Regions from separate parts of the Homo sapiens genome. Here all the other regions are linked to region 1. Evidence: chromatin contacts called from ENCODE Hi-C or POLR2A ChIA-PET data. All regions are on one chromosome and are shown on one strand. The core of a region is the stretch at or near the end of the contact, and the rest is flanking DNA. Distances in the headings are between cores, read along the strand shown. Region 1 overlaps BABAM2 (BRISC and BRCA1 A complex member 2). Region 2 overlaps RBKS (ribokinase). Region 3 overlaps BABAM2 (BRISC and BRCA1 A complex member 2).

Region 1 (4,035 bases), core at 1,062-3,561:
CCACAGTGGGATAGGGACTTCCGAGGGTTCTGTGGGAATCAGAAGGGAGCACCTCCCTCTGCGTGAGGGAGCTGGGGAAGGCTTGACAGAGAGGCCATTGAACTGGGGACTGACGTGGCTGGGACGACATGTGGAGGGATACAGGTTTGGGAAATGGAGAGGCTGGGATCTGTCTCACTGGAGGAGGGCAAGTGCAGGAAGTCATCCATGGCCACACTGCTTGCAGCCAGTCTTCTGGAATGCCGTGGAACTTTCTTACTCTGGCTGTGAAGGGTAAAAATAAGAGCTAGCACAGGCACATGGAGCTGATACGACGTCCCTGTTTAGGGCACAGTTCTTACCCAATTCCACGGACCGAACATTTTCTGCTCCATCCAGCTTTTAATGGCAGACCAGTTTCTATGAACTGAGGCTTCAGCCCTTGGAATGATGTCTCATTTGCCCGTCTCTTTTCTCCTTCTTAACCACTTAGGTACCACATTGTACAGTGCAGTGGGTGCAGTGGTTCATGCCCTGACTACGTCAGAACCCCTGAGAGCCTTGGCAGATTCTGAGGACTGAGCACCTCCTGCCTTTCTTCTCTTCTCTCCTCTCCCTGTTCCACTGTTCAATCTGAAAGGGGTTAGGGAGGATTGGTTGCTGAACTTGTGTGGTTTTAATAAAATAGCTTCAGGCCAGGCCCAGTGGCTCACGCCTCTAATCCCAGCACTTTGGGAGGCCGAGGTGGGAGGATCACTTGAGGTCAGGAGTTCGAGACCAGCCTGGCCAACATAGTGAAACCCCGTGTCTACTAAAAATACAAAAATTAGCTGCATGTAGTGGCATGGACTTGTAGTCCCAGCTTCTTGGGAGGATGAGGTACGAGAATTGCTTGAACCTGGGAGGCAGAGGTTGCAGTGAGCCGAGATTATACCACTGCACTCCAGCCTGGGCAACAGAGCAAGACTGTCTCCAAAAAAAATAAAAAATAAAACAGCTTCATGGGTAAATCTGATACCCAGCAAGTGTGGAGGCTACACAGGCAGTCAAAGGAGCACCCATCTTAGTCAGGAAACTGGGTTAACTTCTCAGCCTCACCACGCAGTGGCTCCGAGATTCAGCTTCCTCGTCTGTGAAATGAGATTGACACTTACCCTGCCTAGCTCATGGAGGTTTGTGAGGATTAAATCACATGAAAGCAAAGGGGAAGGCGTCATGTGCTATAGAAATGCAAGGTGTTACTCATTCCTGTGTTTGCCACTCCCGTGCCTTCACCCTTGCTTATAACCTGTCACCTCCAGGACTAGCTCACTGGCCAGCTGGTTTGTCTGTGGCTCTTGGGCCTTGCCACCACATTAATCATTTCAAGACACCACCTTTATCTGGCGGCCTTCCCCAGTAGACAGGCTCACCTTCCCCATCCAGCTTTCTCTCCCACTCAGCCTTGGCCTCTTTGTTGACCCTTCTTGCTTTTTCTCCTTGACCTCCTCATCTTTCTTGCACCATTTCTTAAAAGCTGTCTTCAGCTTCACTGTCTAACCGAGCACTCCCACCTGAATAACACTTGATCCAAATAACGTAATTATGAGATCTGTTATCTTGAATGGTTCCTTAATTGTCATATGTATTTGCTTCATTATTCTGCTTAATTTGCTTACTGAGGTCCAGGACTAAATCTAAACCATGTTTTGTTTTGTTTTTTGAGACAGAATCTCATTCTGTTGTCAGGACCAGAATGCAGTGGTGCGATCTTGGCTCACTGCAGCCTTAACCTCCTAGACTCAGGCAATCCTCCCACCTCAACCCCCTATGCCAGTAGCTGGGACTACAGGTGCACCCACCATGCCCAGCTAATTTTTTGTGTTTTTAGTAGAGACAGGGTTTTGCCATGTTGCCCAGGCTTCTAAACCATGTTTTAACTCTTTGTTATGCACAGCGCCTGGCCCGGTGTTAGGCACTAGACAAGAGCTCAGTAACCACTTGCTGAAATGGGAGAGCTGAGTGGTCAGAGCACCTTGAAGTCTGTGTAGCACTTGCATGTACAGTGTCCCTTTTCATCGTCACAGCCCTGAGAGGTAAATGGTGTGACTCTTCCCATTTTGCAAATGAGAAAAGAGAAACTTAGGAGAGGTTATGTAACATCAACTTTGTGGGCTGAGGCTGAGTGAAGACCTCGCAGAAGAGACCAGACCCAGCATGCTCCAGTAGCTCCACTGCAGGGGGTGGCTGCTTACGAGGACAGAGAGCAGAATTCAGACGACTCCAGCTGACCTACTTGGTGCAAGTCAAGTGAATACTAGTCGGGAGGGATTAGATGACTCAGCCTCTGCCTTCGTTGGAGTCAGGAAGTAGGCTTTGCAGTCCATTTCCTGGGGAATTTTCAGATGGACCAGTGATTTCATTTTCCTCTTCTAAAGCACCCCCATGCACAGGGAAAGGTTGTTCACGTGGCCATTTGGATGAAGCCAACGGATCTGATGTCTTAAAGGAGAAGCTGAAACAGCAGTGGAAACTTTCTAGGCCTGTTGGTATTAGTAATTTCATTCCTGGCCAAACATGAATGAGAAATCCTTCTAGTCCACTTTGACTGAGGCTAGAGTGTGGATTAACAGTGCTTTGATATTTCAGTATTGCTGCCCAGGTTGTGAAGGTATAAGCCTCATGCAGGTCACCTGCTCTTGCCTCCATTGTACCTATTGCCTAACTGGGATAGGCCTGGGGTGGGGCTGCTGAGAGCTGACAATGCCAGGCCAGGAAAGGCAAGCTAAAGACCAGCAGGCAGGCCTCGGGGTTGGAAAGCTACACAGTAAACGGGTGGAGTACCAAAGCTTAGTTGTGTGTCTAGAGAATTCAGGGTGTGGTGAGTGATCAGCTCCTGGAAGAGCAAAGATTAGTATTTAATACATATGCATTTATTAGCGTGGCTGGGTCTCTCGTCAAAAATGTCATAATTTCACAGATCAGGATTTTAAAGCAAATAGAATTATTGATATATATCTCTTCCAACAGCCAATAAACATCCCGCAGAGAGGACAGCTTACGCATGGGCTCACACAAAGAAAATTGCAGAGTCTTTGCTTAAGCTACAGCCTGAAATATTAAAATTCTGATTTTCATGCGCTGTTAGAAATAGTTTTCAAAGAATTCCTTCCTCCAGCCCCATCACAACCCCTGCCCATGTGAGAGGTTAGGAGTAAATCATATGTTTTTTAAAACATTTGCTGAAACCTCCTCCCTTTTCCAAGTCTACCAAATTTTTATCTCAAAAAAAAAAAAAAGAAAGAAAGAAAAAAATGGGACTAATATGACAACAAGATTTTTACCTTCACAGTAAATAGTACAATTTAGCTGAGTAACTTGTGGAAGCTTGTTAGGTTGAAGTGACTCACTTGCGTAGATGAAGTTATTTTTAGAGATGTAATTTGTACTGTTTAGAAAAGAATAAAGAGATGGTAAAAGGCTAGATCGCTCATTATAGTTTACAGAGCTCATGAACCCAGCATCCATGCAAAAGATGACTAAGCAAGGGGTCGGTTGGTACTTTCTCTCAGAATTTTACAGATGTGAGTCATCCACTTTAGTCTGCAGACACAGCACCGAGATACCTGTGACTCAGCTCTCATTTAGAAAAAGCCCTAGAATTCAATTCTGATACACTTTTATAGTTAAGTAGTGAGGAAATTACATACTGAAGCAAAATATGCCTTTGTAACGCGCAGCCGTGGGATGTTTTTAGCAAAGACTGATTTATCTTCATCTCTGGCCTTTGAAAGAATCGACCTGTGATCCACGCTGGGTAACGTGCCCATTGAGCCTGCTGGTACACATCACAGTGCCCACCTTCTTCGTGTTTGGCTCACAACCCAAGTACTAAATTGTCCTCAATAGAAATCTCAGCCTCACCCTTTCTACACTTGGATGCCCCAGCACTAAGGCCCACTTCCTTTAACCAAATACATGTACATATATGTGTTCGTATATATGAAAATCTTCTGCCTAAAATATTAAAATTCTAGTTTTCATAAGCTGGCAGAAATAGCTTGCAAAGGCTTCATC
Region 2 (4,035 bases), core at 784-3,283, 410 kb before region 1:
ATTAAATGCCACTCTATGTATTACATGCCACTGAACTGTTCACTCTAAAATGGTTGAAAAAATTAAAAACAATGAACTCCAGTCTTAAAACCAGATTCTTACCTCTAGAGTCCTCTCCACTATACTTTGTACTTACCTTACACACCATGGACGTCATTGCTCCAAGCCGAGCAGCTTGGACACACTGGTTGGCACCTTTCCCTCCAAAGCCAATAAAAAACTTATGTCCATGGATGGTTTCTCCAGTTTTTGGCAAACGAGAAGTAAGACTATTGTAATTTAAAAAGAGAAGAAAAAAGCATATTGGTAACTGTAATCAATTTAAGTTCTTTAGAAGAGAGGGAAGGCTATATGGTAGAGCTCTAAATAGTCTTAACAATTAGAACTATAAGCAGAAGCAACGAAGATTATCTCTTCCTTTAGGATGACATTTAGTAGTTTGCATCATTATCAAGAATGAGTCTCCTTGACAGAATTCCTCTCTCTCTCCTAGAGACCACTACTGTGGCTAGTGTTGTACTGCATCAGGGTTATTCATGAATACTTTTCCTTCATATTCTCTTTCTTAATGCCAGCACAGAACTTTATTCACAGTGGGATTTAATAAATGGGATGAAATTAATGTATATTTCTATATGGGTTTATCTGGTCACTTTAACAAGAAGCAGGAAGTGTTAAACCAAGAAGCAGGAAGTGTTAAACCAGACCAGGATTCTGATAATCAAGTACAGGACCTAAGGAGAAGAGGGAAGTTACAATTCCAGGTGCTAAAGAATCTTTTTTGTTTACTAAGGGGTAGAGTAAGAGTGGGGTGTTCAGAGAGCAGGATCAGGTTTTAGTCTTAGTCCATCCTGCATACCACATCATTTCACGTGCTCACTCAAAAAGGGTGTCTATTTTAAAAAAGGAACACTAAAGAGCTAAGTTATTTTTAAATTTTTATTATGGAAGATTACAAACCTATAAAAGTAGAGAAAACAGCATACTGGCTTCCCTTTCCCTCATTCACCTATCATCCAGATTTAATAATTTAATACTTATTGTTTCATAGCCAATCTTGTTTGAGTCAATACCTTCATCAGCTTCTCTAAGAGGTAAGAATTTTTACCATAATGCTATTATTGCCTAATGATGATAGTATTAAGTGAGGCAAAAAGAATAAAAGGTTTGATCCAGGGTAAGATTTTTATATTTCATATTATTAAAGATGGAAGGTGTGAGGAAATAAAATATTTGAAGGATGGAAGGAAATGATTGACTTTAAAATGAAAGAGGCATTCTGGGGAGTTCTAGGGCAAGTGAAGAAGATGGGCTCAGGTGGCACGAACACTGGCTAGCTGGCCACAGAGAAGTGGGCCAAGGGCCAGAGGGAGCAGATAAAAAGAGGGTAGGTGTGACCAAAAAAGGTTAACTAGCTTTAGATAGGAAAGAAAGGTAAAGAGGTAAGTTCACAATGGTAAGGCCACTGAGAACCTACACTGCTTTTACAGGTTAGAAATTTATATTAATTTTCCACATAGGTTGTGATCTATCTGAAGTCAGTATCTTATATTAGAACAGAGCAATGACAAGTCCTAACAGCCAGTTTGCAACGGGATGACATATAACTGATGCTAAGAACACACGATTGCTTCAATAAAGACCAAGCTCAACCTGTTAACCTCCTTTATATAGCTCTAAAAGTGTCAATAAATTGAGCTGAACTACTCCATTCCCTTGCAGTACACTGTCAAATATGGTTGAGATTCAAAAGAGCCTCATCAATAATTTGAAAACATCCCACTCCTCCCCTTTAAATTCTATTTTTATCTTGGATTCTAAATGCATTTATAGTACTGATGAAAAAAAATATACATCTAGAAGGTTCACTTCTGAAAAAGGTACTCAATCAAGAGAAAAATGGTTTTAATGTAATGTTATTATCCTGTCATTTAATTTAGCAATGACAAGTGATGATGAGATTTTGATTTGCATTAGAAATCTTAAACATCTTAGGATTCTGTTATGAACAGGCAATGATGAGTAATCTGTGTGATTGAGTAACTATGTGAATTCTTGGCTTACTGATGCTGCTACAAACAACACTCAGAGCAACCTGAAAAAGAAAAAATATACCATGTGGCTAAAAACAGGCCAAATAACTTGATTAGTAAGACTGTCACTAAAGAAACTTATGATTTCCACTACATCTATACTTAGATCTGGGTTACAATTCACTGGTTTGAATCAAGTGTAATTTTTATTACTAACTGTGAGAATTCATTTAAAAATCACCAGATTATTACTGGGATGTATATATATATGTGGGGGAAGGGCAAAATCATGGGTACAGTAGGTGTGTTTGATGTGGGAGCAGATGGCTGGGATTTAAACTCATTTCTAAACAACTTCTATTAACACAAGCATTGTATTAATTCAGTGATCACTGAAATTCTTCACTCTTTTGGTATTTTACTAATTTCTCCTCTTTTTCTTCTGCATCCTTCCCCTACTCTTGTCTCTTTCTTCCCTTAACTGTAGACTTTCCCTGCATGAGGACAGGGACCAAGTCTGTCATGTTCTCCATTTTATGCAATGTGTCTGTCACTTGACACGAGGTTAACAGATATTTGCTGATTGAACAGATTTTTGTAAGAGTCTCCCTTTGTCTCTGTCTCTGTCTCTCTTTCTCTCTTTTTTTTTTTAAACAGAGTCTCTCTCTGTCACCAAGGCTGGAGTACAGTGGCACGATCTCGGCTCACTGCAACCTCCACCTCCTTGATTCAAGTGATTCTCCTGCCTCAGCCTCCCAAGTAGCTGGGATTACAGGGGTGCGCCACCAGGCAAGGCTAATTTTTGTATTTTTGGTAGAGAGGGGGTTTCATCATGTTGGCCAGGCTGGTCTCGAACTTTTGGCCTTAAGTGATCCGCCTGCCTTAGCCTCCCAAAGTGCTGGGGTTACAGGCATGAGCCACCGCGCCCAGCCTCCCTTTGTCTCTTTTCTGTGTCTCCCCCGTATAGCATCTATTCCTGTTCTGAAATGAGGATGTGGAGGTGTTGATTAGGGAAGCAGGGGGAGACTGGCAGGGATGACTGGGCAACTGTCCGACAATAACAACTCCATATTTTACCAGATCTTGCCCACTGCACTCCCAGTATCAGCAGCATTCCTCTTCCACAAGCAAGAACTGTAACTAGAAGTCATATATTCCTTCATTCATGCACTAATTCAACAAATGTTCATCACTGTGTCCTGATGTATCTCCTACAAGGCAAAATCAACTTGTTGACAATGGCATTAAACCTAACCCTGATGCAAGTAATACACGAGTGAAGAAAATAATTCACGGAATAAGGAGATTAGTATGTTCCATTTCTTTTTGGGGGGGGGGTGGAGTCTCACTTTGTCTCCCAGGCTGGAATGCAGTGGTGTTATCTCGGCTCACTGTTACCTCTGCCTCCTGGGTTCAAATGATTCCCCTGCCTCAGCCTCCCGAGTAGCTGAAATTACAGGCATGCACCACCATGCCCAGCTAATTTTTTTTGTATTTTTAGTAGAGATAGGGTTTCATTTTATTGTCCAAGCTGGTCTTGAACTCCTGATCCCCCTGCTTCAGCCTCCCAAAGAGCTGGGATTACAGGTGTGATCCATGGCGCCTGGCCTGATTTTTTTTTTTTTTTTTTTTTTGAGACAGAGTCTGCTCAGTTGCTGAGGCTGGAGTGGAACACAAAAATGGCTCACTGGAGCCTCAACTTCCTGGGCTCAGATGATCCTCCCACCTTAGCCTCCCAGAGAGCTGGGACCACAGGTGCACACCACCACTCCTGGTTAATTTTTTGTATTTTTTTATAGAGACGGGGTTTTGCCATGTTGCTCAGGCTGGTCTCAAACTTTTGGACTCAGGCGATCCTCCTGCCTCGGCCTCCCAAAGTGTAGGGATTGCATGCGTGAGCCACCGTGCCTGGCTGATTTATGTTATTTAAAAGGAAAAAGATATAGGTATATGTTCTCCCATGATATGTACATGCATAAAAAGTGAAAAGTTAAATGACAGG
Region 3 (4,035 bases), core at 798-3,297, 350 kb before region 1:
CATTCCATTTGTATTTTAGAATCTGCCTTTCAGATTGCAGATCAATTTAGGGAGAACTTACAACTTTTCATTATGAGTCTTTTTTTTTCTCACTCCGTGGCTCAGGCTGGAGAGCAGTGATGTGATGATGGCTCACTGCAGTCTTGACCTCCCTGGCTCAGGCGATCCTCCCACCTCAGACTCCCAAGTAGCTGGTACTACAGGCACATGCCACCATGCCCACTAACTTTTTGGTATTTTTTGTAGAGACAGGGTTTCTCCATGTTGCCCAGGCTGGTCTTAAACTTTTGAGCTCAAGTGATCCACCTGACTTGGCCTTCTAACGTGCTAAGATTACAGGCATGAGCCACTGTGCCCGGCCTCATTATGAGTCTTTTAATCCATGAACATGATATCTCTGTTCATTTATTTGTTTACTTATTTTCTTCTTAATAATAGCTTTCTGCATAGAGATCTTGCACATCTATTGTAACATTTATTTCTATATATTTGATCATTTGATATTATTTTAGATGGCATCTTTCTAAAAGTTTTATTTTCTGACAGTTGATGGTATATGGAAATACAATAGACTTCTATGTATGCTCTAACAACTTTGCTAAACCCACATATTCATTCCAATAGTGCATATGAACATTTACAAAATTTTCTATGTTCACAGTCACATTTTCTGCAAAAAAGTAAGTTCTGTTTCTTCTTTTCCAATTTTTATACTCCTTATTTCCTCCATCCTGGCTAAGACCTCCAGTACAATGTTGAATTAAAGTGATGAGAGTTGGTATTCTTGTCTCATCCTCTATCTCAAAGAAAAAAATTTTAATGTTTTGTTTTTAAGTATGATGTTGCTTTAAGTTTTTTGTAGATAGCTTTGATCACATTAAGGAAGTTCCCTTTTATCCCAGTTTATAGAGAGCTTTTAAAATTATGAATGGATGTTTAATTTCATCAAACACTTGTACTTATTAAGATAATCCTATCAATTTCCTCTTATTCTCTTAGCAGAGTTAATTAAATGCACATATTAGAAAAGAAGAAAGGTTGAAAATTAATAAGCTAAGCATCTATCTGAAAAAGTTAAAGGATTTTTTCCCGATCCTAGTTAGCTGTTAAAAACTGTATGTGAGCCCATCATTCCTACTGAAACCATATTGTAATTTAAACCACATTTTTGTTATAGGGACACCTACCAACATTTAAAAATACTTCCTACTCTAAAGTAGAGTTGAAGTTTATCATTTATAAATGGAGATATGGCATAGAAGCTGAGAATAACAGTTGACGCCACATGAACTGGCAAACACATTTTCTTGAATATTTTAATTTTGTAATTTTTAAAACATTCTGGGCTGAGTCACTTATTTTGGTGATGGCATTTTGGAATCCTATGCTAAGAATTAAATGTATCATTTTTTCTAGGAGGGTCTAGCCATAGTTTTTAGGCTTTAGAGATAGAATGTACTTGATGTATCAAGAATATCATATGTCATCAAATGCATAGCCCCATTCCCCTGAAAATCAACCGAGAAAATCTATCTGAATGCAATTTTGTCTTCTTTTACCGATTTTAATTTGTCCTTTTTGCTTGTAAAAAGGTCTAAGACTTGACCTTGTGGATTTGGTCTGGCCAGTCAGATGGGGTATAATTATAGCCCTTTCAAGGCTGAATATGTAAGATTCCATGAACCAGTTCAGATGCCTTTGCAGATAAAATGCTCATGTTTTAGATTATTTAGATAGATGTTAAGATACCCTTTGTCAGTCTTCCAGCTTCTTTACTGCTGCATCCAGTCTAGAAACCATGATAATTTTTGAAACTGAGTAATCTATGTTAGATTTAATTCAGAGAAAATAAATTCTAAAAGATGAAAATGTAGTTAATATTAGTTAACAGTAATTTACTGTAATATGTGACTTTTTTTTAAAAGGTGGTTATTGATCTTTGAGCATATTTTATTTGAGAGTCACTTGTTATTTTAGGTTGCCAAAGTTGAAGACTTCCTTCTCAGCTGATGTTAAATATTGTTGGTTTAGCACAAACGTCACTATCAAGAAAACAGGAAGCTATGTAGGACACATGCCAAATGGTAAATTAATAGTCAGGGTAAAGGAAACTGACGTAGACTCAGGGAAGGAACCCTGGACTCATCTACTTTGTTCTTTTTAGGTGGCTTGAAGAATAGAAATGGTCTAAGTCATTATTTTTTTCCAGACAGTGTATCAAAAAACAGGGTTAGCCCTATTAAGCCAGAAAGAATATATTTTCTTATATTTTGCATTATTTTAAAACTGCTAATGTTTTAAAGGTTGTAGAATATCTTCATATAGCTTTGTTAATCTAGATTAGTTCTTGGCTGTCACTAAAAAGCCTATAAAGTATAGTAAAATTTGCCTACTTTTATTTTTTTATAGTGAAACCTTAACATTTGAGTCGGATCTCAGTAACTAGGAACAAATGATAATTTAAAGAGGAGTCAAATCCAAATTTACCTTTCATTATTTACTTAAACTTTATATATATAGTTTGCTAAATCAGTGAACAGTGTCATCATTGTAGAGTCTGTGTCAAGTTACGGGGGGCTTGTTCCCTCTCTTGTAGCCTTGATTTATGTGTTTACAGTTTTTATACTTATTACTGATAAATAATTTTCTTTTCATTAGAACGCATGTAATAGAACTTCTTTTTGGCAATATTTTGTCATCTTTTACTTCTCATTTTTCTAGGTACTTAATAAAATATCATTTGTTGAAAACATTTATAGTTCACCAATTATGAGATTTATAGTTATAAATCTTTATAAGCCACTAATTATGATTTATAATTCACTAATCATAAGATATTAATCTGATGGTTTTCTCTTAAATTATTGAGAGATGGTTTAATGTAGTAATTAAGAAAGTGGGCCATGGAGGCAGACATCCTGGGTTTGGATCCCAGCTCTGTCACTCACTAGCAAGTTACATAAGCATCTACGTGCCTCAGTGCCCTCATCTGTAAATTGGGGTAATAACAGCACCTATCTTGGAAGGTTGCTGTAAGTTTAAATAGTTTAATATAATTAAAGAGCTTAGAATAGTGCCTGCCACATTAGTAAATGCCCGACAAATATTAGCTGCTGTTATTTGTTTATTGTGGAAATATAATAATTATAGGTAATAACTTAAAGTTTAAATTCTGAGTTGTGTGTACAGTTCTTCAAAGGGAAAACCTTCCACAAATAATCACACTTTTGCCTTTCTTGGAGGTGAGGATGAGCACATCATCCCAATTCCAGTTAAATCAACAGTCTTTTTTTCTTGTTGTTGTTTTTAATCATGAAAAGAGTACAACACTAGGAGTCAAGATATATGCATTCATTCAGCAAACCTTTATCCTCCTACATAGTTGTTGGAGTGTTCACCTCCTGGATATCAGTGCTAGACACTGGAGATTTAAAGATGCCTAGGCCATGGAGACTAAGATATGGTTAGCGTGTCCTGTAAGTGGTTTCCAATCCCAGAGTGCCAGTGAGACCCTTTGCTCTTTGATGTCATCATCTGTAAAATGACAGTTCTTGAACTTAGTTTATGAGTGTTAGTAATATGCTAAAATTTCATCAGTGCTGGATACTTAGCACTGTGCTAGGTGCTATACTAGGACTTACTTAAAAAGGAGTATAACATAGCGCTTGACACTAGAATCTTATGATCTGGTTGGGAAAACAAGCCACAAGGAGAAAAATAGACAAATAATACTGGGAGTCATGTGATTAAATGTAAAATAAGAGACTCAACAGATGAGAATGTGCGAAGGTTCTTACGCTCAGCATTTTATTGCGTCAATGATTAACTGCCATTTCTGTAATAAAGTACTAGATTAAACTACCTCCTTTGATGCTATCAAGAATTCCCGCTTGATAATTCCCACTTTCATAATCTGTATAATGTGAGTTTAACTCCCTTTGTTCACTCACATGTTAAACTTTAAAATAGTGCATTCCTGGTATATTTAGGTAATTTGAAATTGGTAAAAGATATATTTTTACAGCATAGTTTTTA

The links. Hi-C counts contacts between places; a loop is a spot of excess contacts on that map. ChIA-PET counts read pairs that join two places held with the same protein, here RNA polymerase II (POLR2A). Pooled maps may share reads with other maps.
Region 2: a pooled map shows a loop between it and region 1 (5-fold over the local background). The contact joins two enhancer-like sites. A Hi-C loop is called at or near these places in 5 of 50 pooled maps. POLR2A ChIA-PET finds 5 or more read pairs at or near these places in 2 of 52 experiments (MCF 10A and T-cell).
Region 3: a map of endothelial cell of umbilical vein shows a loop between it and region 1 (17-fold over the local background). The contact joins two enhancer-like sites. A Hi-C loop is called at or near these places in 2 of 168 maps with a recorded cell type or tissue (endothelial cell of umbilical vein and posterior cingulate gyrus) and 1 of 50 pooled maps. POLR2A ChIA-PET finds 5 or more read pairs at or near these places in 1 of 52 experiments (CD4-positive, alpha-beta T cell).

The regions. Positions count from the first base shown.
Region 1 is chr2:28,272,765-28,276,799 of GRCh38, forward strand. The region is part of intron 10 of BABAM2 (BRISC and BRCA1 A complex member 2); the gene reads left to right. LOC124907745 (a long non-coding RNA gene) reads right to left here. Exons shown (of 2, transcript XR_007086254.1): 1 at 1-4,035. Among named protein-coding and RNA genes, the nearest start is that of BABAM2-AS2, 36 kb to the right of the region's middle. RefSeq lists enhancers at 1,964-2,073, 2,672-3,871. Within about 2 kb of position 2,312, at least 17 of the 41 ENCODE cell types and tissues checked have a DNase peak (open chromatin) inside an H3K27ac peak, as active enhancers do; they include endothelial cell of umbilical vein, where a contact is called at or near this core.
Region 2 is chr2:27,858,303-27,862,337 of GRCh38, forward strand. It overlaps RBKS (ribokinase), which reads right to left. Exons shown (of 8, transcript NM_022128.3): 2 at 137-269. Among named protein-coding and RNA genes, the nearest start is that of RBKS, 30 kb to the right of the region's middle. Within about 2 kb of position 2,034, at least 2 of the 41 ENCODE cell types and tissues checked have a DNase peak (open chromatin) inside an H3K27ac peak, as active enhancers do.
Region 3 is chr2:27,918,629-27,922,663 of GRCh38, forward strand. The region is part of intron 2 of BABAM2 (BRISC and BRCA1 A complex member 2); the gene reads left to right. Among named protein-coding and RNA genes, the nearest start is that of BABAM2-AS1, 30 kb to the left of the region's middle. Within about 2 kb of position 2,048, at least 6 of the 41 ENCODE cell types and tissues checked have a DNase peak (open chromatin) inside an H3K27ac peak, as active enhancers do; they include endothelial cell of umbilical vein, where a contact is called at or near this core.